3 separate regions of the Mus musculus genome follow, and regions 2 and 3 are each linked to region 1. A link is a loop called in an ENCODE intact Hi-C map of the cell type or tissue named here. Cell type or tissue: heart. All regions are shown on one strand. Region 1 holds the start of Ccdc90b (coiled-coil domain containing 90B). Region 2 overlaps Rab30 (RAB30, member RAS oncogene family). Region 3 holds the start of Pcf11 (PCF11 cleavage and polyadenylation factor subunit).

Region 1 (8,000 bases):
CCTGGAGCTGGAGTTACAGGCATTTACAAGTGCTGCCTGAGATGGATGCTGGGAACCAAAGTCAGGTCTTCTAAAAGTGTCCTTAACTGCTGAGCCATCTCTCCATCCCATTTCTTTATGTGACTTTATTTCTCTGATGTGGGCGTTGATAAGTCTCTGGCACCAGGACTTTGAGTGGGGAAAGTATCTGTTTCATTTCTCTGAAAGGCTTTTGAATATTCTCAATAAGCTATTATCACTGGTCTGATTGTGACATGAGCAATTTGATTCATAAGCACTCCTTAAGAGTCTATTTGATACCAGGCAGTGGTGGTACATGCCTTTCATCCCAGCAGAGAGGCAGTCAGATCTCTGAGTGTTTGAGGCCAGCTTAGGTGACAGAGCCAAGTTCCAGGACAGCCAGGGTTATACAGAGAAACCCTTTTTTGAAAAACAAAACAAGAGTACATTTGACATCTATACAAAACCCTACATACATCATTTTAATTTTTTCAAACTAATCTTGTATGTTTACAGTGAGATAGCAAATTCAAAATTAAAAGACTTAACAATTTACAAAATTTCTACTATAGATCTCTGGACTATCTTGTAGAAAATGACTCTTTTGGAAAAGGCCAAAATTTACTTTTTAAAAAGGCATATAAAATAGAGTTCACTAAATCTAATTATTAATTTATTGGCCGTTTTTAGAACTGAACCACTTCAAAGACATAACTGGTAAGTTTTCTTATTTGTATATTTGTATGTGGATGTATGTATGTGGGTGTGTGCATGTAGAAGTATGTGTGGAGGTCAGAGGTCAGCTTTCAGGACTTGGCTCTCTTCTTCCATCACATGAGTCCCAGGACCAAACCCAGCTCATCAGGCTTGGCAATAATACCTCTGCCTGCAGACTTATCTCGCCTGGTACCAGCTTGTTATTTTTCTATAAAAATTCAAAGAATTAAAGCATATATTCTCAGGGAGTAGGTGGTGGTACATGCCTTTAATCCCAACACTCGGGAGGTGGAGACAGGTGGATCTCTGTGAGTTCAAGGCCAGCCCGCTCTTCAGCTCAAGGACAGCTAAGATTACACAGTGAAACTCATTTCAAACTAACAACTCCAAAGAACATATTCTTACATTATAGTCTAGTGGCATAATGTATATGTTGCTTCAGAGAATCTTGGCAAATTAAATGAACTAACAAAAATGCTTCCTCTCCACCTGAGGACTGATTCAGTACTTCTGGTCATAAGGCTTGGCAATCTGTACTTAGAAGAATCAATCATCTGTAGTGTTTCTGATGTACTGCTAAGTGTGGATAGTAACAAATGAAGACTGCAGCACCATCGACAAAAACGTAGACAAATCACGGCTTCCTCTGCATCTCACCATCTACTTGAAAATAACTATACTGTGGTATTTCCATGGGATAAGGACCAACTTTCAAATTTGCTAGACTATTGACATTTGTCTATAGTAAGCAGTAAATACTTGTTACACTGAACAGGGACACAAACCATGCACTAATTTTAAGGGGAGACAAGATTTCCTCAAGAGTAACCAGACTTCAAGTGGAATAACTTGAAAATTGTACCAAAATATTAACATTTTTCTGGGGTGTTATATTTTTGGTAAAAGTACACAGATAAGTTGAGATTTGAATTATTTCATCAGATTCAAAACAATGCTACCCCTTTGTGTGTGAGGGCACACATACCTAAGGAGAGAACAGAGGAGGTCTTTGTATCCTGCTCTGTCATGCCCTTCCTAAGTCTTTGATAGGGCAGCTTTTATTGAACCTGGAAGTGGCTGGGGGTTCAACTTTGTGTTGTTATGCTTGTGTGCAGCACAAGTTTCTACCAGTGGACCCACCTCGCCACCCTTTTCTGAAAAGTCCACCAGAATGTGTATTTATAATAACTACCTAAATATGGATTCAAAGATGTGACTAATTCTAGCAGCTAAACAGTAGCCTTGCAAGGGCAGCCTTGATTGAAAGTCAGCGGAACAAATACAATTAAATAACAGGGTGAAAACAAAACAGTGGCAAACAACAAAACCACACAAGTGTGGAGGGCGGAGAAGTGTTTTTGGGTACTGAATAACTCAGTTTATCATCATACACAGATCCAGGAAGAACGAAATGTGGAGGTTGGGATGCCTTTTACGGCGGAAAAACTGAAAAGCACAAGTATAAAAAAAAGCCTTGGAAATAGTTCTCAGAGTAAAGTAAGATATTCTCCAGGATATACAGACTAACAAAGTGTTTGGAAACGCATAGGTTCCAGGACACTTAAAAAACAAAACAAAACCCTACTATGTGATTTGTAAATCAGAACACCCGCAAACTACCTAAGAGTTCATAAATGGAGACGGAACCCCGCCCCGCGCCCCCACCAACTCAAGCCGAGAGGAGGCGCAGGTCCGCAGGGGCTGGGTCTAGGAGGAAGGAAGCCCTCCAGCCAGACCCTGTCTGGAACGCCCAAGACCCACCATCCCCGGAGCTCGCGGGTGGCTCTGCGCGGGTGGGCGGGGCCCTGCAGGGGGTGTGTCACTCTCGCGGACGCCTGAGCGGGCACACCCGCCCGAACCTTCTCCCTGAGCGAGTCTTCGTCTCACCTCTCCGCAGGGCGGGTGACAGACGCCCATGAGGAGTTGAAGTCCAGCGGATTCCGCCGCCGTCAGGGCGCAGGAACCGCCAAATCCAGCGGCTCCTCATAGTCTCGGAGCCCCGCAGGTCAGCAAGGGGAAGCGGAATACGCGTTGATTTTCGCTGAGGCTTTCGGACAATGAAGTCCTCTCACCATCAGGATGCTGGGAAATGTAGTTTCCGGTCTGTCACCAAAGCACCTACTTGAGAGGTTTTTCTTCTACAAAGCTAGGCCTCTTCACAGAGCCACACTTAACACGACTCAGAGCTTATCCCCCTAGCACATCGCCCTTTTCCCATCTCTTCCCGCCTTTACCGCCCTAAGAAAGCGGGGTCTTGGAGAACCTTCTGGCGCCCATTTGCGGGCGGCGAGTTAGTCCCGCAGCAAGCTTCCCAGACCGAATCCAGCGTAGCAGCATAGCATCATGGGACCCGCAGTCCTTGCTGCTGAGGATTGTGGGGATGAGACCGCGTTGTAGCATCGACCAGTGCCCGTGGAAGTCCAAAGCGTATCACACACTTGCAGTTTCGCGTCTCTCTGCTTGGCCCTCTGGTGCACTGGAGGACCAACTGTTTTAGGCCTTTTCTTCAGGGAAACGAAAATTCTCCATTTCCTGGGTCGGCATTGTTCATGATTTAACATTCTCCAACTTCAGTTACCAAAGTCATTGCCCCACCTGGTAAAACCTTGAAAGCAATGTACTAACTAGTCTGTCGCTTACCCAGATTGCAACTTTGTGGGAATCAGCTACCCACCAGCCACCATTTCAAGCACTGAAGCTCATTAAAAACAAAACTTGGTTCCCACCAGCAAGCACTTTAGTAGATTACACATAGAAGGAAATTAAAATGATTCTGTCGTGGGTACTAGGGACAGAGACAGGAGAGACAGTTCTCCTGGGCTGCCAGGTGGGTCCCTGGTATTCAAGCGAAGCACTCTAGACTTTAAAATATTTTCCAATTTCATTTTCAGAAATATCTGAATGCCAGCTAGGTTTAAAGATTAATAATTCGAAGAACAAAGAAAGAATTCCAACAACAATTTAAGTTCTTACTGTACAGGATTTTTTTCCCAGGCTATGTGGGGATTATAAGGATTTCTGCTCTCCAAGTGAAAGACCCACAACATGAGGACTCCCCCACGTTCTGACTCAGGAGAGGCGACACCCCAAATCACGCATGAGAAACGGTCTTGCTGCAAACTGCAAGAGGACTTTTAATTCAAGAGTGCTCTCGGGACCACAGTAATACACCACGCAGGGGTAGAGGTCCCTGGCGCCCCAAGTAGCTGGGTAAGGGGGTATTTAAAGGAAGAAACCACAACTCAAGGAAGTGGGGAAGGCATTGTTGGAAAATACCAAAGATACCAGTTAAGAGTCAAAAGGAAGTGCAAAGTCACAAGAGTCACAAGGAATACCTGGTAATTGTTCGGGTTATCTCTCAAGACAGTTTCTAAGAGCCCCTAACAATGGCACATTTGCATAGCGGGTTCCAGCAATGGTCAGGGGGGGGGGGTCAGGGTAACTTTCTTTGAATGAACACTCTTTGAACCCAGGAAGCGGTGGGTAGAGGAATGTCTGTTTTATGACTAGCATACCTTGGAGCATTGAGTCACATTCCCAAGCCTGGGCCTAAAGGCCCAGAATTTTGCTTTTATATTTTTTCACAAGAACTTGTAATAGAAAAACAGGAGAAGGTAGAGAATAAGGAAACAGTAATATCTTAGTATCATGTAAGTTTTTAAACAATTAATCTTCTAGTCCAGCTGAGAGTGGGATGTTGGCCATATTTGCAATAGCCAAGCTATAGAGAAAGCCTAGGTGCCCATCAACAAATGAATAAGAATTATTATGTGTACAATGGAGTTTTATTTAGTTATAAAGAAAATCAAGGGCAGGAGAGGTGGCTCAGCCATTAAGAGCATTGACTACTCTTCCAGAGGTCCTGAGTTCAGTTCCCAGAAACCACATGGTGGCTCACAACCGTTTGTAATGGGATCCGATGCTCTTTTCTGGTGTGTCTGAACACAGCTACAGTGTACTCATATACATAATTTTTTAAAAAAGGAAATCAAATTCATGACATTGGGGTGGGAGTGGGGGAACGGGAGAGTATCATATTAAGCAAAGTAAGGCAGATACACAAATACAAACATCCCGTGTGTTTCCTCATATGTGCAATCTAGCGGTGTGTATATGTAAGGCATAAAATAGAAGGGGAGGGACTATTAGGAAAGAGAAAGGGGAGAGTAGCAGGAGCAGGTAATGGGGACTAAACAAGCATAAAGTCATTATACTTTTGAAAAGGAATGCCATTACTAAACCCATCATGTGTACAGTGAATGTACACTAATAAAAGAATTTAGAAAAGATGGGAGAAGTAGGATTCAAACATGTTTTCAAGGATTTCTAGTAAGCAGAGATAATAGGACCCAAAGAGAGGGTTAGAGTGAGCAGGCACAAGTTATTAATCCCGTTCTTATTTGTGGCCTTTGCATACAATGCTTTTGAAGCTTGGAGAAAATTTTCTAATGTATTAGATCAACTTCTTCATAAAAGTCAGATCCCAGTTGAAATGCCTCCTTATTAAGCCTTTATGCCATGTGCACATTTGGTGCTTTAGTTAAGAACACAACCTTTTCCTGTCACGAGCTTATCTATGTCCTTCAGGAGGGTGGTAACCACATCTATTGCTATAGTCTCTAGTGCTTAGCATGGTGCCTGGCCCATAACAAGCCTTTGAAAAATATGCATTAAATGAATCTGTGAGTGATCATAATTTGGTAAAGAAACCTTTAGATGGGGCAAAGGAATACATGGACACTGGGTAGAATTAGAGAAAATAGAGGTGAAAAATGAATGAGTAAAGATTTTGAGTTTCATACAGCAGACTCAAGAAATTTTGAAAGTTTTTGAGCCACAATAAGTTAAGAGTCCATTTAAGTCTCTTCCCAGGAGTATTCACCAATGCGGGCAAAAGCATCATTTCCTGTGCCACTGGTGTGAAGTGGCCTGGGCATTGGAAATGCAGCTTCTCTGAAGTAGGCTAGTTTGTCCATAACTGAAAGGCTGGCAGCTTAGCAGAGGCAATGAGTGCCATTTTATCATCATGAAAGACCACTTTTATTACTTTTTACTTTTGTGCTCATCAAGTTTAGAGAAGTACTATTTTTTGCCAACCGCATATATAATAAAGCCATTACTACTTTTCCAGTTTTCAAGTAATTTGTGCTAAATTACCTCATTAGTGAGTGGGAGAGGAATAGTGCTGATTCAGGGCCACGGTGATAAATACCCAGCAGAAGGCAAAGATACTTGCTGGTTTCTTTGGTGGGCGTCCAGGCTCATCTCTACAATGACATAGCATGTTTAAACATTTGATCGCATATGTGGAAAACATGGGAAGGTTTCTGATCAAGACACACAGCACACACCACAGGACCCCTAGCACACCCAGGACCTTGGGATGACAAGTGAGTGGAACGCAACATCAGCTCCAAAGAATCATGGAGGGTCTTGTGCCAGTAGGAACGGGGACAAAGGAACCCCACCTGACCACAGGGGTTCCAGTCGGGGCCAGTCCCGCCATCTTCTGTGTGAACCTGGCAGAGGGCACCAAGGTCCTCAGAGGACTCTCCATGCCGCAGGACCCCTAGCACACCCAGGACCTCGTGATCACTGGAGAGCACGTGGGCGACAGAAGCAACAGAGCTTCTTGGACAGGGTCCCTTTGGGCCTTCATCCCTAGCCAGCCGGGAGGCAGAGCTGAGACTCAGATCCCTGGGCACCTTCCTTGCCAGATGAGAGTCGGCCTACAAGGGAGGGCTCTGACCCCAGGACTCAGGAGGTGGATCAGAGCTCCAGAATTCTGGACACCTGCCCTGCAAGAGGAGAGCTTGCCTGCAGAGAGTGCTCTGACCACTGGGACTCAGGACAGAGTTGGACTCCCAGGAGTACTGACAGAGGATAACAGAATCACAGGAGGATCAAGCTCCAGCCAGAGACAGCTAGAACATTAACACCAGAGATTACCAGATGGCGAAAGACAAATGTAAGAATCTTACTAACAAAAAACAAGACCACTGGGCATCATGAGAACCCAGTACGCCCACCACGGCGAGTCCTGGATACCTCAACATGCCCAAAAAGCAAGACTCGGATTTAAAATCATATCTCATGATGGTGGTAGAAGATTTTAAGAAGGGCATTAATAACTCATTTAAAAAATACAGGAGAACACTGCTAAACAGGTAGAAGTCCTTAAAGAATTACGGGAAAACACTGCTAAACAGGTAGAAGTCCTTAAAGAGGAAACATAAAAATCCCTTAAAGAATTACAGGAAAACACAACCAAACAGGTGATGGAATTGAACAAAACCATCCAAGATCTAAAAAGTGAAGTTGAAACAAACAAACAAACAAACAAACAAACCAAAAACCAAACAACAACAACAAAAAACCAAACCCAAAGGGAGACAACTCTGGAGATAGAAACCCTAAGGAAGAAATCAGGAACCATAGATGTGAGCATCAGCAACAGAATACAAGAGATGGAAGAGAGAATCTCAGGTGTGTCATGGACACAACAATCAAAGAAAATGCAAAATCCAAAAAGATCCTAACTCAAAACATCCAGGAAATCCAGGACACAATGAGAAGACCACCCCTATGGATAATAGGAGTAGATGAGAATGAAGATTTTCAACTAAAAGGGTCAGCAAATATCTTCAACAAAATTATAGAAGAAAACTTCCCAAACCTAAAGAAAGAGATGCCCATGAACATACAAGAAGCCTACAGAACTCCAAATAGACTGGACCAGAAAAGAAATTCCTCCGGACACATATTAATCAGAACAACAAATGCCCTAAATACAGATGGAATAGTAAAAGCAATAAGGGGAAAAGGTCAAGTAACATATAAAGGCAAGCCTATTAGAATTACACCAGACTTCTCACCAGAGACTATGAAAGCCAGAAGATCCTGGACAGATGTTATACAGACACTAAGAGAACACAAATGCCAGCCCAGGCTACTATACCCAGGCAGACTCTCAATTACCATAGATGGAGAAACCAAAGCATTCCATGACAAAATCAAATTCACACAATATCTTTCCACGAATCCAGCCCTTCAAAGGATAATAAAGGAAAAACTCCAACATAAGGATGGAAACTACAACCTAGAAAAAGCAAGAAAGTAATCCTTCAACAAACCTAAAAGAAGACAGCTGAAAGCACAGAATCCCAACTTTAACGACAAAAATAACAGGAAGCAACAATTACTTTAATTTCTCTTAACATCAATGGACTCAATTCCCCAATAAAAAGACATAGACTAATTGACTATACAAACAGGACCCAACA
Region 2 (8,000 bases), 270 kb before region 1:
AAAAAGTCATTCTAAGTGAGATATCCCAAATCCAAAAAAAGCAAATATGTTTATGCATTCACTTACATGGGGATATTAGGTATTAAGTCAGTGATAACCAAGCTACAATTTAAAGAGTCGCAGAAGTTAGATATAAAGTAAGGGTTTAGAGGGGACAGTTTAAATAGCAGAAATGGTTATGAGGAGAGACAGCTAAAATTAAGGGCCAACTGAGGGGTAGTATGGAAAATTAACACGAAGAAGCTTCCTAAGACATAAACAGAAGTGAAGGCAATCTAAATGAAATCTCCAAAGAGAGAAGAAGAGTCCCCAACTGATCATCTCTTGTTAGTAAATGAAGTTTCCATTACTGGGATTGCGTTACATCTCCTTGAGTTGTTGGCCAAAGGGACCCCATAGGATCCCCCAAACAACCTTGGTTTTTGCCAAGACTATAGGTTGCTCTCCACAAACTGACAGCAAGGCCCCATTGCAGAAGACAATACCTATACAACTCACTAAGCATAGAGAAGTCAAGCTGGTGCCTACATTGAGCATTCATCCCTGTGGTCTAGTTAGTGTCTTTGGTACACTGGTTGATGTCTTTCTGTACACTACCAAAAGAGAATGTGAACACCAAGCTAGCCACAAAGTCTTAGATCTACAATGCTGTCCTGCCTACAGGATATACTAGGGCAATAGTAGCACAAAGCTTGTGGAAGTAACCAACTAATAACTGATTTGACTTAAGGCCCACTCAACAAGATTGCACTCATACCAACACTACTTGGGAGTCCAAGAACCAGAGAATGGATAGCCCGGAGACCTAAGGTAAAACCAAATACTACTGTTGTTTAAAGGAAATAAAAACGTAGCAATAAAATTACTCTTAATAACAATCTGCTACACTCATAGATCATATCAGGACCTTGCTCAGCTATAATCAGAGAAGCTCCCTCCTGCAGCAGATGGGAACAAATACAGAGATCACAACAAGACATTATGCAGAGTGAGAGACCTTGGAACACTCAGCCCTAAACAGGATGTCCCCATCAAATCCCTCCCCTCAAGGCTCAGGAAACCCTGTAGAAAGGAGGGTAAGAGCCAGAGGACACCAAGAAAACACAGCACTCTAAATTAATATGATCAAGGCAAATATGAACTCACAGACTGAAGTAGTATACACAGGCCCTATACAGCTCTTCACTAGGTCTTCTGCATATATATTATAGCTTCTAATTTAGTGATTTTACAGGATTTCTTTTTTTTAGAGATTTATTTGTTTTATGTATATGAGTCTTCTATCTACATGTATACCTGCAGGCCAGAAAAGGGCATCAGATCCCATTACAGATGGTTGTGAGCTACCACATGGTTGCTGGGAATTGAACTCAGGACCTCTGAGAGAGCAGCCAGTGCTCTTAATCACTGAACCATCTCTTCAGCCCCGTTATAGGATTTCTGAGTGTGCAAAAGACTGCATTTCTTATTCTTGTGCCTCCTCTTGGGAGTTTTCCTTCTGCTTGTCTTGTCAAACACCAATGTGTGAGTTTTTGTTTTATCTCATTATTTTGTAGAAGACTGTTTATTTTACTAATGAGAGACAGAAATGGTATGAACTTGGAAGAGTAGAGGGAGGAAAAACTATAATCAAAATATATTATGTGGGAAAAAAATCAATTTTCAGTAAAAGAAAAAAAAAAACATTTGCTCAGCTTGCTGATAGCCATAATTTGTAACTTAAGGATGCTTTCTGTAGTTTTCTATATTTCTAAAATTCAAGTCATGACAGCAGAATTCCTTCCCAGGGAGAAAATATTTTAACAAGTAGGTAGTTGATGCCGCTTTTTCATCACAACCAGAAGAGCTTATAATTATATGATCCATTTTATAGCAATCGCATGTATGTGTGCGTGTGCACACAAACATGTACCTGAAGACCAAAGGTCAAACTTGTTCTTCAGATGCATTCCACCTTAGTTGTGTTTTTGGGTTTTGTAACAGTCTTTCAATAAGGCCTGGGACTCCATGATTAGGCTGCCCACCAATGCTCAGGGGTGTGCCTATTCAGCCTTCTGTGAGATTACAAGCAAAGGCCAGCACACCAAGGTCTTTTCCCTGGGTACTAAGGATCTAACGTGGGTACCCATGCTTGTGCAGCAAGCACTTCACCAACTCAGTTATCCCCCAGGCCCTGTGATTCCATCTTAATGATTGCATTTGTCACCATAGAAAATCAAGGGTTATTTTTCTGGGTTTCTCCCACATTAAATAGACTCCCTCCTCCTACAGGATGAAACAAACTGCAGCATTTCCCTTCATGGATTTCCGAAACACAGGAGGGATGTCTGAAGTCAGCATAAAGTAAGAAGAAAAACATTCACCAAAGTAAGCTAAAAAAGAAACAACAAACAAACAAACAAGAAACCCTGCTTCAATATGAATTCCTCATCAACTTCAAAGATTTCTTTTATTTTTACACGATCTTCTATTACACCCACACTGATAGGAAAGTCAGCAATATGTTTATTTTCCTAAATCATCACTATCGTATAGAACTAATTTCAGGTTCTCAGTTCTATAACTGAATGTTGACTACAACTCAGGAACTATACTATATTCTTGGAAGGTACCAACACATTAGTAATAAATTATCATAAATTTTCTGATGCACTCAAATCAATTTCCTTCCTCATTAGCCCTTACTTACCTACTAACACAGTGATGACTTTATTGCTAGCATACTGTTCTATCTCCCGCAACCACTCAGGAAGGCAGCGGAAGGATTCCTCACAGGTGATGTCATAGGTAAGGATCAAGGCATTGGCGCTTCGATAGTAACTTTGAGTGATGGAGCGAAATCTCTCTTGACCTGCGGTGTCCCAGATCTGTAACTGCAGAGGCATAATACAGGGTTCAGCTTGGAAAAGCACAAAACCAAAGAGCACGGCCTTGCTAGAGCTCAGAAATGAGAATATCACACAAACAATTTCATGGTTGGTTTCTGCCCTGAAAAGTACTGTTTGCTGTCAAGTGTTTCTAAGTTTGGGGAAAGAGCTTTATCTCTTCCGTTTTTTTTGTTTGTTTGGTTGTTTGTTTGCTTGCTTGCTTGCTTGCTTGCTTAAGACTTTTTTATTCTCAAAACACCAAACCAAGGTCTGTTGTTCATTATTATATTCCAAGCTCTATTCTTTTCATTTTATATGTAATAATTCAGTCTTCACAATAACCCAATAAGGTAAGTATTATTATACTACACTTCCCTCATCAGTAAACTAAAGCACCGTGAGATCTAGTCACTTGATCAATGTCTCAGACAATTCGACACTCACTATGGACTCTGCGTTCTTGCCCATAAGCTGGGTACACAAACATTGCAATAGAGAGCAAGCTGTTGTTTTGTGGGCATTGGCACTTCAGTCAGCAAGCAAGAGAACAAAAATATAACCTCCTCAACTTCCAGCTTTCCCAGTTTAAAATTCTAATGACCATATCAAGACACTATCACTGTTAATGGAAATAGAAATGGTACTATTAGAGCCATGCCCCTCCTCCACACACCTAAGCTCTATGACTTTAGGTCACAGAGGCCTCTTCTCTAGATACAACTCTAACTATAGAGCAGAGTTTGGGGAGATAAGAATATCACCAAGAGCTTTCCTCCTAACTATAAACTCCATAGGTCACAGGTAAATTAACCTCCATACTAATTTCTCAGGTAAGGCCTTCTAGAACCTCTCCCCACCCCCCACATCTGCCCCCAGTCTCCCTGGCAGTATGTTGTATCATTTCTCCAACTGGCATATCTTAATCACAAACTTGAAATAATTTGATTAATGCCTGTCTGGCCTATTTGATTTAAAGTTTCGTAACAGGAAGAGTCACCTGTTTTACTCACCACAAACTGTGCGCCTGGAACAAAAAGCAGATGTTCGTCTTACACTGATGGTCTTAATTGTCCTTTACCCCTTCCCAGTGAGTGAAGTAGGCAAGTTTAATAATAATTGTTTCTTCTACCCGTGTACCTACAAAGCTGGACATCAGACTCCATGTCTTCTGTTTCCATGTCAGAACTCAGTCTGGCATGCCCTCCCTGTTGGTTTTGCCATTGCATGCTCATTAAATGGACATCTACATCTAGCAGTCACTTGGTGTCACTCTAGCCCCATAACAACTTAGCTGAAGACACTGAGTAGTGACCAGTAGCCCACGTTGCAAGCCGGCACACATATTCTCCTTTGATTTGAAGTTGCAGCAACTCTTTGATAATATAAAATGAAGTCTGTGTGTGCTAAATCCAAACATACACATGACAGTTTGTGCTGGAACAAAAGCTATTTCTCTTCTCTGCCTCAAAGTCGGGCCATGGTCCTCTTCTGCCAAGATGTGCCTTAGAATAGTAGGCTATTGTTTTAAAGCCCCATTCAGCCTCTGCAACTCCTTTGACCAGATTTAGATACTGTCAGTCATTAGAAAACACTGTGACCATGACTGTAACGTCTTAGGAACTGCTTTAAACATCAAAATATTTTCTAAAATAGATACTGTATGGCCTTGCCAAGATATTTGCCACCTTCTCATAGAGGACTGCCTGTGTCTAGCCTGAGAAATGATTATCTATTGCTCAAATTAGTTTCATCACCTTTCTCCATAATCCATTTGTCTCTTTTCATCCTTTGTAGGGTACCAGATAGAAGATGAATAAAACACAACCCTTGATCTAAGAGGTCATGGTCTACAAAGAACCCAAATCTCCAACTAATTAGCAATGTCCTCTCAAAGAGGAAGCAGAGTGTCTAAAAACTGTAGTCTCTCCTTTGTCAATGCGTCCTCGCAACACTGCAGCGGGGCATCCCCTTGCCACTCTCACCTACAGCACAGGGCACTACACTGCTCACCTGCCCTCTTACTGCACTGCTCTTGCTTTCCTGTCACAGCAATGCCTGGTCAGTAGTTTGCCAGGCTGTCCTCTTTAGCGGACAGAGTTCTTTAAGGACCAAGGTTGTCTCTCTGACTCCATACCTCTGCTTCCTTCCTAACACAGTATGTTGTGAGCACAGTTGAATGACGGTTAACAAGATGAACGTAGGATTGTGGGATCACAAAGGAGGAATTGATTATCTATTCTTAGATGAGTGGAGTTTGAAAGATCTCAAACAAAATGTTATCAGAGCTGGGTATTAGTGAGTTCCAAAGATTAGTGGTGCTTCACCTACCATGGAGCTCTGCACTAAGCATCAACTGTAACACAAGCTGGGCAAACAAATCATCAAAAGAATAAACATGTGAGATGGGCTCATCACTGGGCAGGCAGAGGCAGGCAGAGGCAGGCAGATCTCTGTGAGTTCAAGGCCAGCCTGGTCAACAAAGCTAGTTCCAGGACAACAAAGGGCTACACAAAGAAATTCTGTCTCAAAAAAACAAACAAAGACAACAACAAAAACCTCCTCTATTATAATCAGGCTAAGGTGTTAAAAAGTAGGCTGGGGATGGAGAGACGGCTCAGCAGTTAAGAGCATGGCTACTCTTCCAGAGGGCCTGAATTCAATTCCTAGCAAATACATTGTGGCTTACAACCATCTGTAATAGGATCTGATGCCCTTTTCTGACAGGCAGGTGTACATGCAGATAGAGCACTCACACATAAAGTAAGTAAACAAGTAGGAACACCAAAAAAATCCCTCTAGCTTTTAAAAAAAATTAAGCTAACCTTACATTTGTATTTGTTACTCATTAATTTGTGATAGACTGAAAGCCAGTGGGTGAGGCTGAAGACCATCATGCTACATCTTATTTCCTTATGCACAGTTTTCTTTTGTTTTTATAAGTCATTCAACATGGTAGGTTAGAAATAAACCACAGGCAACTTGACCTGGACTAGCCTACTCATTTCTTATGAGATGTTAGAAGTCTAAAGAGCTGTCAATGGCAGCGACTGAGCTGTGAATATAAACATGAGTAAGCAGAAACGCCTGCTCTTGGAGAGCTTGTGGTCTTATGGTGGAATCCAATGACAAAGAAGATGGAATTTTAGTCATGTAATAAGCACTTAAAAAATGAGATCAGGGCTAACAAAATGCCCCAGTGGGGAAGGGCCAAGTTTGATCCGCAGACTCCACATGGTGGAAATAGAGAACTCTTCTAACTTGTTCTTCAGCCTTCACATGCATGCCAAGCTCATGCTCAAACACATGCATAGACACAGAGATACAAGTTAATACAAATAAAGATTTAAAAAGTGAAGCCATTGGTTTTGAAAATAAAATAAACAGAATGCCTAAGCTTGACAGTCATGAATGGAAAAGAGCCCGTGGTGTAACCGTAAGACCATTCCTGATTTTCCCTTGTTCATGGCACAAGCCAAGTCCATGGTAGGCACCAACATTTCCTTTCTTGCTTTTTTTTTTAGAACTATTTCTTTATGTTTATGAGTATACTGTAGCTGTCTTCAGATACACCAGAAGAGGACATCGGATACAGACGGTTGTGAGCCACCATGAGTTTGCTGGGATCTGAACTCAGGACCTCTGGAAGAACAGTTTTAACCACTGAGCCATCTCTCCAGCCCAGGCACCAACATTTCAAGTCAAACAAATGAATGCACAAGTACATATGCAAATAGCAATTTATATCTGGGAAGGAAACTCATGAAAAAGTGGTTATCCTTTCCTGATTCCTTAGGTTGGCAACTACCTTCTCTAGAATAAAAGAAAACTACAAAAGGTTCTTTCTGTCAGAATCTCTTCAGCCTGCTCCTGTCTCCTGTCTCCTGTCCCTGGACCCTAGCTCGTCTTCTTCATTTCGTATAGGTTTCTGACCTTCTGGTTGGCATTTATGTAGATTTTAGAGCCTGCTTTTAGCTTCCAGTATCCCAGCTTTCTCTTCACCACTATACTTAGTATAGATGTCTCTCTAGTAAGGAACTATTTTAAAGAGTCAAGGCAAAAGAGAAAAAGAAGGTTCCTGTCTCTCATCTGGACATGAGAGGAGCCACATGTCAGCCCTTGTGTGTGATGCTATCTATGAACTGCTGAAAGAATGCCAGGAAGCATCTCTACCCTTCCCAAGGCACGCATAAGATGTGAAGGAACAATCAAATGGGAGAAGGATGCAAAGAACACAAACCAAATGTGGGATGCTTAGGTCGAGACTTAACTACCATTCTAGTACCAGTATCCTTTGATGCTCCTGACTAGAACTTTCCATGGGACTTGACTCTGAAGATCTGAACAAGAAGTTTCAGAAAGTGAGTGGCAGTACGAAACATCAGTATTCTTACCTCCTTTCATGCAGTTTAATTTCTCTTTGTATTTTTTAAATTTTGTGTGTGTGTGTGTGTGTGTGTGTGTGTGTGTGTGTGTAGATGGATATGAAGGTAAGTATAAGTACCTGTGAGTATAGGCCAGAATAAATTGTCAGACAGTATAAGCATCCCTAAATGGGTGCTGGAAACAAAACTCAAGTCATATATAAGAGAAGTATGCACTCAGTCTCTAAGCCTTCTCTCTAGCTCTTCACTTCATACCTCTTCCAGTCATCACCTTCCTCATTTTCTTGATACGAGGTATTGAGCCTATTGTGCCTTCCTTATCCTCTTATCCCACAGGTGACCTCACGGAGTTAGAAGACTAGAGGTCAGCAAGTGAGGTTCATATCCTGTTCCTCTCCCTTCCAGACAACAGCCCTGGTTAAATAAGTTAATTAAGTAACCTCTGAAGCGTATACAATCAGGACAATACCATCTACTTCCCAGAGATCATACTAAGAATTAGAGTGGCAATGGTAACATAGGTAAAAGGATCTATCAGAGGCACTGACTTACGATACATATTCAATGAACACACTACTCCTGTTTCTATACATACTACACTACTTCTAAGTACCAAGGCACCAAGTGGAAGGCAAAGTAGGGATCAAAGGTCTTTTCTTAGACATTTAGAGTTCTAACATAAAGGTACAGTGGGAGAAAGGATAATTTTAATATGTGACTAAATTACCTACAGCAAAATGTGGGGATCAGA
Region 3 (8,000 bases), 110 kb before region 1:
AGTGGAAAGAGAGGTCCATTGGTTGTGCAAACTGTATATGCCTCAGTACAGGGGAATGCCAGGGCCAAGAAGTGGGAGTGGGTGGGTAGGGGAGTGGGGGGGATGGTATGGGGGACTTTTGGGATAGCATTGGAAATGTAAATGAGGAAAATACCTAATTAAAAAAAAGAATCGGATTTGGAAACTGAAAAAAGATATGATATGGACTTATTAAAGATGTAGCTTGGCAGTAATATACTTGCCCGGATGTATGCCACCCTGGATTTGATGTCCAGTATTGAAGAGATAGAGAGGAGGGAGGGAGGAGGGAGGCATGGGAGAGGGAGAGGGAAAGAGAATGAGGACAAGAGAGAGAATATGAATATATCTACCAAACTGAGGAATTATTTTTTAAAAAACAAAATCTAAAAGTAGTACTGGGCACTGTGTTACAAGCCTTTAATCCCAGCAGAGGCAGGCAAAATGCTGTGAGTTTGAGGCTAGCTTACTCTACCCAGAGAGTTCCAGGTTAGCCAGGGACACAGTGAGACACTTTCTCAAACCAAACCAAACCATCCCCAAATTTTCACATTCAAAGGAAACCCCAACTCCTCAAACTCCAAAAGGCAGTTTAAATATCCAGAAATGGGCTCAGTCTGGATTGTAGGAGGATTTCTGGCAGTTATATAAAAGTCAGCACTCCTCAGGAACTTGTGAAACCAATTCCCCTCTGTCCAAAAGACATATGTGGTTACGTTGGTGCCTATCAGGATATCAAAGCACACAAATGCTGGCATTCAGGCTCCCTGGTACCACAAATACCTGTTACAGTCTTCAAAGTGCATGCTAGCATCCTAGCCCTTTTCTCCTCCTCAGGTACCCTAACCTCCCTCCAGCCCACAGGCTTCCATTCTGCCAGCTCCTCATTCTTTATAACCCTGCTATTCTTGCTGGTTTTTTTTTTTTTTTCTCTTCCTCTGCTCTGCTTTTCCTTCTCTTACCATCTTTGTCGTCTATCCGCCGCTATTCTCCCTTCTCTCAAAGACATCCATGGCCATGGTCTGATGGTCGTGTTCGGTTTATCTTTTTCTCTGCTCTGGATTCTCCAGATGCCATGGCAGTTCTTTCTTTATATCTACAATAAAAGCCTTCCCTTTAACCATAGCATGGAGTGGACGTGTCATCAGTTTGTGTGTGTATGTGTGTGTGCGAACTATCCCTCCACTGTGCTTCATAGTTCACTAAGGCTCTGACAAACTATTTGTTTTGTGTATCTTAAAAACCAGATTATAGAAATCTAAGGTATTTTTCCATATATCTCAGATGTATTTTTTTTTTTTTAAACAAGGTCTCTGTACGTAGCCTTGGCTGTCCTGGAACTCACTCTGTAGATCAGGCTGTCCTTGAAATCAGTGATCTCCGTTCTGTCTCTTTAGTGCTGGGATTAAGTGTTATGTTTTTTTGAGATAGGGACTCGTTAAGTAGCCCTGGCTGGACTGGAACTTGACATTTAGACTTGACAGGTCTCGACTCCAAGAGATCCACCTTCCTCTGCCTCCTGAGGGCTGAGGTTCAAGGCCTGAGCCATCAAGTATGGCTCAGATATTGTATTTATTCTAAGGCCATTTGGAAATGTAGCAGATTGAAGAGGTGAGTGCTATTAGGTTATTGTGAATACCCTTCCAGAAATGTGACTTCTTCAAAAGATCTCCAGCTCCTCTGGGAAAGCTTTTCTCACATAGCACCTCCTAATAAAAGCATTTTCCTGGGGACTCAACTCCTGCAAGCCTGTCTAGGTGCTTTTATGAGTGTGGCAGTTAGCAGGAGTTACTCCAGTCTGGATTCCGGGTAGGGCAGGCGTCTCCGCCTTAATGCCTGAGGGACAGCTGGCTCAGCGAGCCCCGCCCAGGCTCCCGGGAGCACCTGAGACGGGGCGACTGGCCTTGACTGGAGGCTTTCGCTCTTCCAGCTCATGCCAACCCCCGCCCGCACCCAGGAGGCAAGCGGGAGGAGGATGGTTGATGGAGTCGCCCAGTGGTTGGAGGAGTGCATAGGAAGGGGCCTGGTGCAGCTTTCATAAACTGGTTGGGCCGGTCCTCTGGAGCCTCCGTCCTCTACTGGCTTCCCTGGATGGGTTGTTATGGTAACAAATGACCGAACAGTCCCTTACGAATTGGCCAATGAGAGCCGACCGTCCTTTGCACCGCGTCTCCGAGCCGGAGGTGTTGCGAAAGCCGAGACTCGACCGAGGAAGAAGGCGGTGCTTGGACGTATTGCGGAAGGGCCGGGGGCGGGGCCTGTGACACGCGCGGGCCAGCCAATCCCGCCTGGTGTTTCCAACGGCCCCGCCCCTTACCGCACATTTCCCCTCCCCTAGTTCATTTCGCACGACGCAGCGGTTGGGAACACAGACATTTTCGGAGCTGGAGCCGCCACTGCCGCCGCCATTTTGTGTCTGTGGAGAAAGAAGCCCCGGCGGCGGCTGGAAGCGGACGGAGATTCCCCGTGAGGCTGCGGCGTTTCTTCCCCGAGGTTCCCCCTGGGTCGTCCCCCATCCCCCCTCCGTGGTCAGCATGTGGTGAAGCCGCAGCCGCCGGAGACCCGGGGAGCGAGGCCGAGGCGTCGGAAGGGAGGCGGGGTGTCGAGCGGCTTCAGCTTCGGCGGCGGCGGACCTCGGAGGGGGGCCGCGGCGCAATGTCAGAGCAGACGCCGGCGGAGGCCGGGGCTGCGGGGGCCCGGGAGGACGCCTGTCGGGATTATCAGTCGTCGCTGGAAGACCTGACCTTCAATAGCAAACCGCACATCAATATGCTGACCATTCTAGCCGAGGAGAACCTGCCCTTCGCCAAGGAGATCGTCTCTCTCATCGAGGCCCAAACCGCCAAGGTTTTTATACACCCCGCAGCCTCCTATTCTTCTAATACTCCTTGATTTTAGTGTCAGCCTCATCCCAGGTCTCGCTTCCATCCGAAGGGGGACGGAGTTCCTCCTCTCCAACCCCCCACCCCCGACTCGGGCTTGGTCTTTGGCCCCGGCTGGGAGCGTGGGCCTCTTTCGGGAGGGAGCGGGGAGGATGCAGGGTGGAGCCCCATTTCCGCTTACCAACTCCCTATTTAGGCCACCTCTGACTACGTCCCCACGCTCCACGCATCGGGGACAGCCTTTCGGATGGGGGAAATACTTAGAGGCAGTTGGTGTTTGGGGAGCGAAAGAGTTAAAAAACAAACCATCTTAAGCCCTTGGGAAGGTGGGGAGGGGCTTTCCCTCAGTGTCCTTTTTGGGGAATTGTGCTCTGTGGGTTGGAAGGAGGTGAAGGGGGACCTGGGAGCGAGCTGTCGGTGGGTTGGGTATAGGGAATTGGCCCCGAGTGGAGCAGCGGCCTGTTAGCTCAACATGGCGCCTGCAAAGCACATGATGCGAAAGGGAAGAGAGGAGAGAACCCATTCCCTGCCAGCCAGGCAGCTGCTCTCACCCGTCAGCCCCATTTTGGGGTGGGGGCTGTTGGATCAAACTTTTATTCTCCTCTCGGAGGGTCTGATTTTGCCCCAATGGTAGGAAAATTGGGCTGAGGATGGGGTTTGGGTGTGTGGGGGAGGTCTTATCCAACCTGTAGGTGGAGAATTGGCCCAGTGGGTAACAAATACTTGGAAGTTTCTTTGAAAAATTCAGTCCCTCCTTTTCCTATTCTCGTTTTCTCCCTTCCCTGATAGTGAAGGCTTGCTTTTCTTCACCCCTTGAGCGAAGTGGTCCTTTGCTACCTTCTGTTTTCCCTCTGGTCTTGCTCTTCTGTGGATTCATGTGGGAGCGATATGTTATTTAAGTAAAGTTACTGTTAAACTTAGTTTATATTGAGTCTTAACCGTTTCCCAATTAATACGTTTTAAGTTACTTTTCAAGCTTGTACTTAAGGTTTAGTTTTTTTTCTCTAGTTGTTAGTGATTGCAATTATCAGGATGAGCCTCCTTTTAGCAGAGTGAACCCCTTTTAAAAGGCCACTTTAACAACAACCACCAATATGTTGTTTAGAGACGGTTTCTGTCTAGTGTACAACTGAGTGGTCTGACTCTAATAAATGGTTTTGAAATGTGTGACTGGTATTATAAAATTTGTGAATAAAACATATAAAATATGTATTTGTCTTTTTTATTTACCTTTGTAAGGTGTAGAATCTGTTTCCAAGAATTTTTACTTTTGTGGTTGTGTGTTTTAAACAAAAGTCTTTAAGTGACTTGGGTTCATTCTTCTTTAGGTCCATCCACTCTTTTGGGTAAATCAGTTCACAAGATACACGGTTTCACGTGGTCCTTTCAAATCTTAATTTAAAGAGGGGGAAAAGGTTTTTTTTTTTTCTTTAAGGGCCCAGCAAATTTATCGTGTTCATTTTTGACAGCTAAAACAAGTCTTCACCTTTTCCTGTCGAATGCCTGTGAAGCAGCTGGTTTTTAAAAGTAGTATGAGGTTTAAGAAGGAAGTGCTCCTCATACCCAACTTTTTGTTGATAACTACATACATGTTGGCAGAGAAAATATACCTTTTTTTTCCTTGTTGAAGACTTAACATTAAATACCTTTAAAAAAAGAACAGCACTTGGATTTATAAGAACAAAAGTTTTCATACTATATTTTGGGTTTTGGTATTCACAGCACTTAATATTTAGCAGCTCAGATTGCATTCAAAGGAGACAGCTTCTTGCTGGTTTTAAAATGGACCTACAAGACCTTGGAGAACTGAAAACTTTATGCATTATGTATTTGTGTGTTTTGTTACACAAAGTGGTGAAAATAGGTGGACTACTTTTTCAAGTCAGTTCAAAGTTTTTGAGCACATGTTTCCTGGTTATTTTTGTAAAGCCAGACTAAGTGGCAGATGTAAAAGCCCCTGTGGGGAAAGACTCGTAACCTGGGCCGGGGTGAGGGGAGGGCTCGACATTACTTGGTAGCAACTGGCTTGGTTTAATGCTTCTGGGAGTATATGTTTGTGTCCTTACTCTTTAGCATCTCAGCAATACTAAACTAATGGACTCACACCTAATTTCAGTCTTCTCATAACAGTAGGAAAAGGGATATTACATGGAAGGACTTCACTTGTACAATAAAACAGTAGCCTATTGAACAGATTGTGGTGGTAAAAGAGCCTATTTAAGTGCAATGATTTCTTAAATGGTATAAAACAAGACATAAGGTGAAGACACAGCAAAAAAACATTTGACATGTTGGTACTTAATAGTTTGCCCCCACACAGTGGCTTTGTGAACCCTTTACTAGCACATAAGTTTTTTTTTTTTTATACAGAATTACTCAAACATTTCTTTAGTCAACTTCGGTTGTAAGGGTGATAACAGAAGCAAGAGCATTTCCACACACTTGTTAGGGCAATTTGCTTTATGAAGTATGGCATTGCATACCCCAGAAGTGTGAGCTTGCCCTAGCTACAGGTAGCTCTGGGTAAGTGTTTAGTTAGATTCATGTACACATGGGGTGGGTAATTGGGGGTTCACCTAAGTTTTGTGTCCTTAAATCCTGGGTACTCCTGTGGAGTCAGTTAACAGCTTGTATGGCATGTGTGTTAGTGCTCCTCAACAAGTCTGTGAACCTGCTGATGCTTTCTGGAAGCTTGCTGTTCCTTGCTGTAAAAGCCAGTGGTGGGTAGGCTCTGCAGTTCAACTGGGGCAACCTTACCCTGGAAGGGCTGCTACCTTTATCAGCATCACCACACTGGCTCAGCACAAATTTAGACTCCTTGGTTTGTGCATGTAAGAGGAGAACTCTTTCGACGACAGTCCATGCTGTGAAGAAAATCTTCAGGACATCCAGGTTTCCAGTCCAGTTGAACCTGACTTACATGACTCAGCGGCTCCTCTATCCAGTTTTTCTTGTATCAGTAACAAGCTTGCACTTCTGCATGTTTGTGTGCAAGGTTTAAACGTCTTGCCGTTGACTTCGTATGTGAAGTGTGTTTAAGTTCATTATTTGGATTGTAGAAAAGTAATCTTGATTTTATAGGTAACAACAAAGCGTTATAGACTTTAACATATAAAATTATCCAGTGAAACCAGGGCATCTATCAGAGTATTTGGTTGATTCAAGGTACAACATAAACACAGATCCCCAAGCTGACACTTGGATTACAGAAAATATTTTTCCCTCTCCTTTTATTGCCACTTTGAACACTACCAAGTACACACAAATTTATGTTAAGTAGAGATAATGGTTTTTCCTCTTGATAGTTCTGAGTTTTTTTTTTTTTTTTTTTTTTATGCACAACTAAAACATTTTAAGAGACAAGTACTTTTGAAAACTTTAAAGGCTTATAAAGTTAACATCAAAAGCATTTTGTACCAACAAAGCTAGAGGTCTGTATTGTAGGCTTAAAACCACTTTGAAAGTTAATTTTTTTTTTTGTGGTACTTCACTATACTAAACTTCTCAGTTTCTTTTTTTATACTTCAGGCTCCTTCCTCAGAGAAGCTTCCAGTTATGTACCTTATGGATTCTATCGTGAAAAATGTTGGAAGAGAATATCTCACTGCCTTTACTAAAAATCTAGTTGCAACATTTATTTGTGTGTTTGAAAAGGTATATATATTTAGAAACATTTGAAAAAATTTTAAATGTGTTCCAGATTAAATAAATACTGGTCTTGTGTTGGGTTTTCTTGGGTGGTGGAATGTTTCATTGTTTTGGACATTTACTGTAAAGTGCCTTTTCAAGGAAAGTGGCAAATGCTAGTTTTTTATGTTAGAATATTAAAATGGATACTGTTTAATCCATTCAAGATTTGAATATACCTTAATTATAATTGTGTGTTTTTGAAATGTTTTGGTTATGTGAAGTTATTTGTAGAATATGGACAAAAAGCTAGCTTCCAGGGTGCCTAGTCTTGTAGTTTAAATAGTGTTAGGGAGTATGAAGCCTGAGCCTCCCTGGTTCCTATTAAGTCTTTTCCCCAAAATGTCCTTTAGAGTTGCTACCTTGTTAAAGTGTTAAAGTTTCAGGGATGTGTGAATGTTGGACCAGTTAATTGCTTTAAGTTATTCTGTAAATACTTTAATTCCTCTTTAGTGCTTGAGAGAAATGCTTGTTAGTGTTCATAGCTAGAAATTGTACATTCCATTGTGACATTGTAACTGGTTGTTTGGTTAGCAGGAGGTGTTTTCTGAAGTAATTCACACTGAGCAGTAGGGCCCTTGAAGATATATATTTTAAAGATTCCTAACAATGTAGTTGATGCTATATTTTAAAACTTGTTATAGAAAGTACCAGGTGTCTGAATGGTAGAATTGGGTAGTAGGGTTATTTAAGTAGGTAGAAAAGAAATAGTATATAGAGGAATAGTTTGGGAAGCTATATTTCAGATACTAAAAAGTGTCAGTGGTATGAATATTTGATCTTTGCTAAGTACTAATCACTGGAGGCTAAGGACAGCCTACTTTGTAATAATTAATTTAGGGGAACTTAACCTGGTTTAAATTTCAGTATGTTCCAGTTATTTGGGGTTTTGGTATCTTACTGAATCTAGTTTTATTATAGTTCATAAAAGTGACCTTGTAAATATATTCTCTAACAACATGAATATAGATATAGGGCTAAAGTTAAAAAAAACCTGTCTTACTAATTACTGTATTTTTCTGTTTTCTAAAAAATCTCCTTATATACATTACAGTGTGAACAGGCAAGATATATAATGCCCATTCTTGCCTAGTATTTTGTGTATTAAAATTATGAGGATATCTTTTGTACCCAAAGTAGTAGTTCAAAGATAATAGTCATAGTGTATTGCATTTGGTTGTTAAGATAATTTTCCCTTTCTAACTGTATACTACTAGCAAGTAACTTTAAAAAACATTAACCATCAGGTAAACCAATTTCTGGCTTTATGTTTTCATTCAGTGAGTTTAGTAGGAGCCCTAAAATGTGGAGACTTGTGCTTTTAAGAAGATAAAAAGTTGCCTGGTTGCTTGCTTAAGTCTATTAGATAACCACTTTCCTGATTTCTTTGAGAACTAATTTTGTTAACTTTAG

Evidence for each region. Peaks named below come from ENCODE experiments on the same cell type or tissue, not always from the same donor. Only the 100,000 strongest peaks of a DNase experiment are listed, where the experiment ranks them.
Region 2: a loop joins it to region 1, with 1.9 times the contacts of the local background. A loop is called at or near these places in 3 of 42 quality-filtered maps.
Region 3: a loop joins it to region 1, with 7 times the contacts of the local background. A loop is called at or near these places in 4 of 42 quality-filtered maps.

What each region holds. Positions count from the first base shown.
Region 1 is chr7:92,556,240-92,564,239 of GRCm38, reverse strand. It overlaps Ccdc90b (coiled-coil domain containing 90B), which reads right to left and starts at 3,091. Exons shown (of 9, transcript NM_025515.3): 1 at 2,605-3,091. The coding sequence starts at 2,704. In heart, CTCF peaks have their summits at 2,414 and 3,204; DNase peaks (open chromatin) are centred at 2,769 and 3,069; H3K4me3 peaks cover 1,963 bases; H3K27ac peaks cover 2,039 bases.
Region 2 is chr7:92,824,399-92,832,398 of GRCm38, reverse strand. Rab30 (RAB30, member RAS oncogene family) reads right to left here. Exons shown (of 5, transcript NM_029494.2): 4 at 2,690-2,873. Among named protein-coding and RNA genes, the nearest start is that of Ddias, 46 kb to the left of the region's middle. In heart, a CTCF peak has its summit at 4,131; no DNase peak of the experiment used is centred here.
Region 3 is chr7:92,664,294-92,672,293 of GRCm38, reverse strand. It overlaps Pcf11 (PCF11 cleavage and polyadenylation factor subunit), which reads left to right and starts at 2,382. Exons shown (of 16, transcript NM_029078.3): 1 at 2,382-2,865; 2 at 6,429-6,554. The coding sequence starts at 2,674. In heart, a CTCF peak has its summit at 3,564; DNase peaks (open chromatin) are centred at 2,233, 3,153 and 3,373; H3K4me3 peaks cover 4,122 bases; H3K27ac peaks cover 2,619 bases.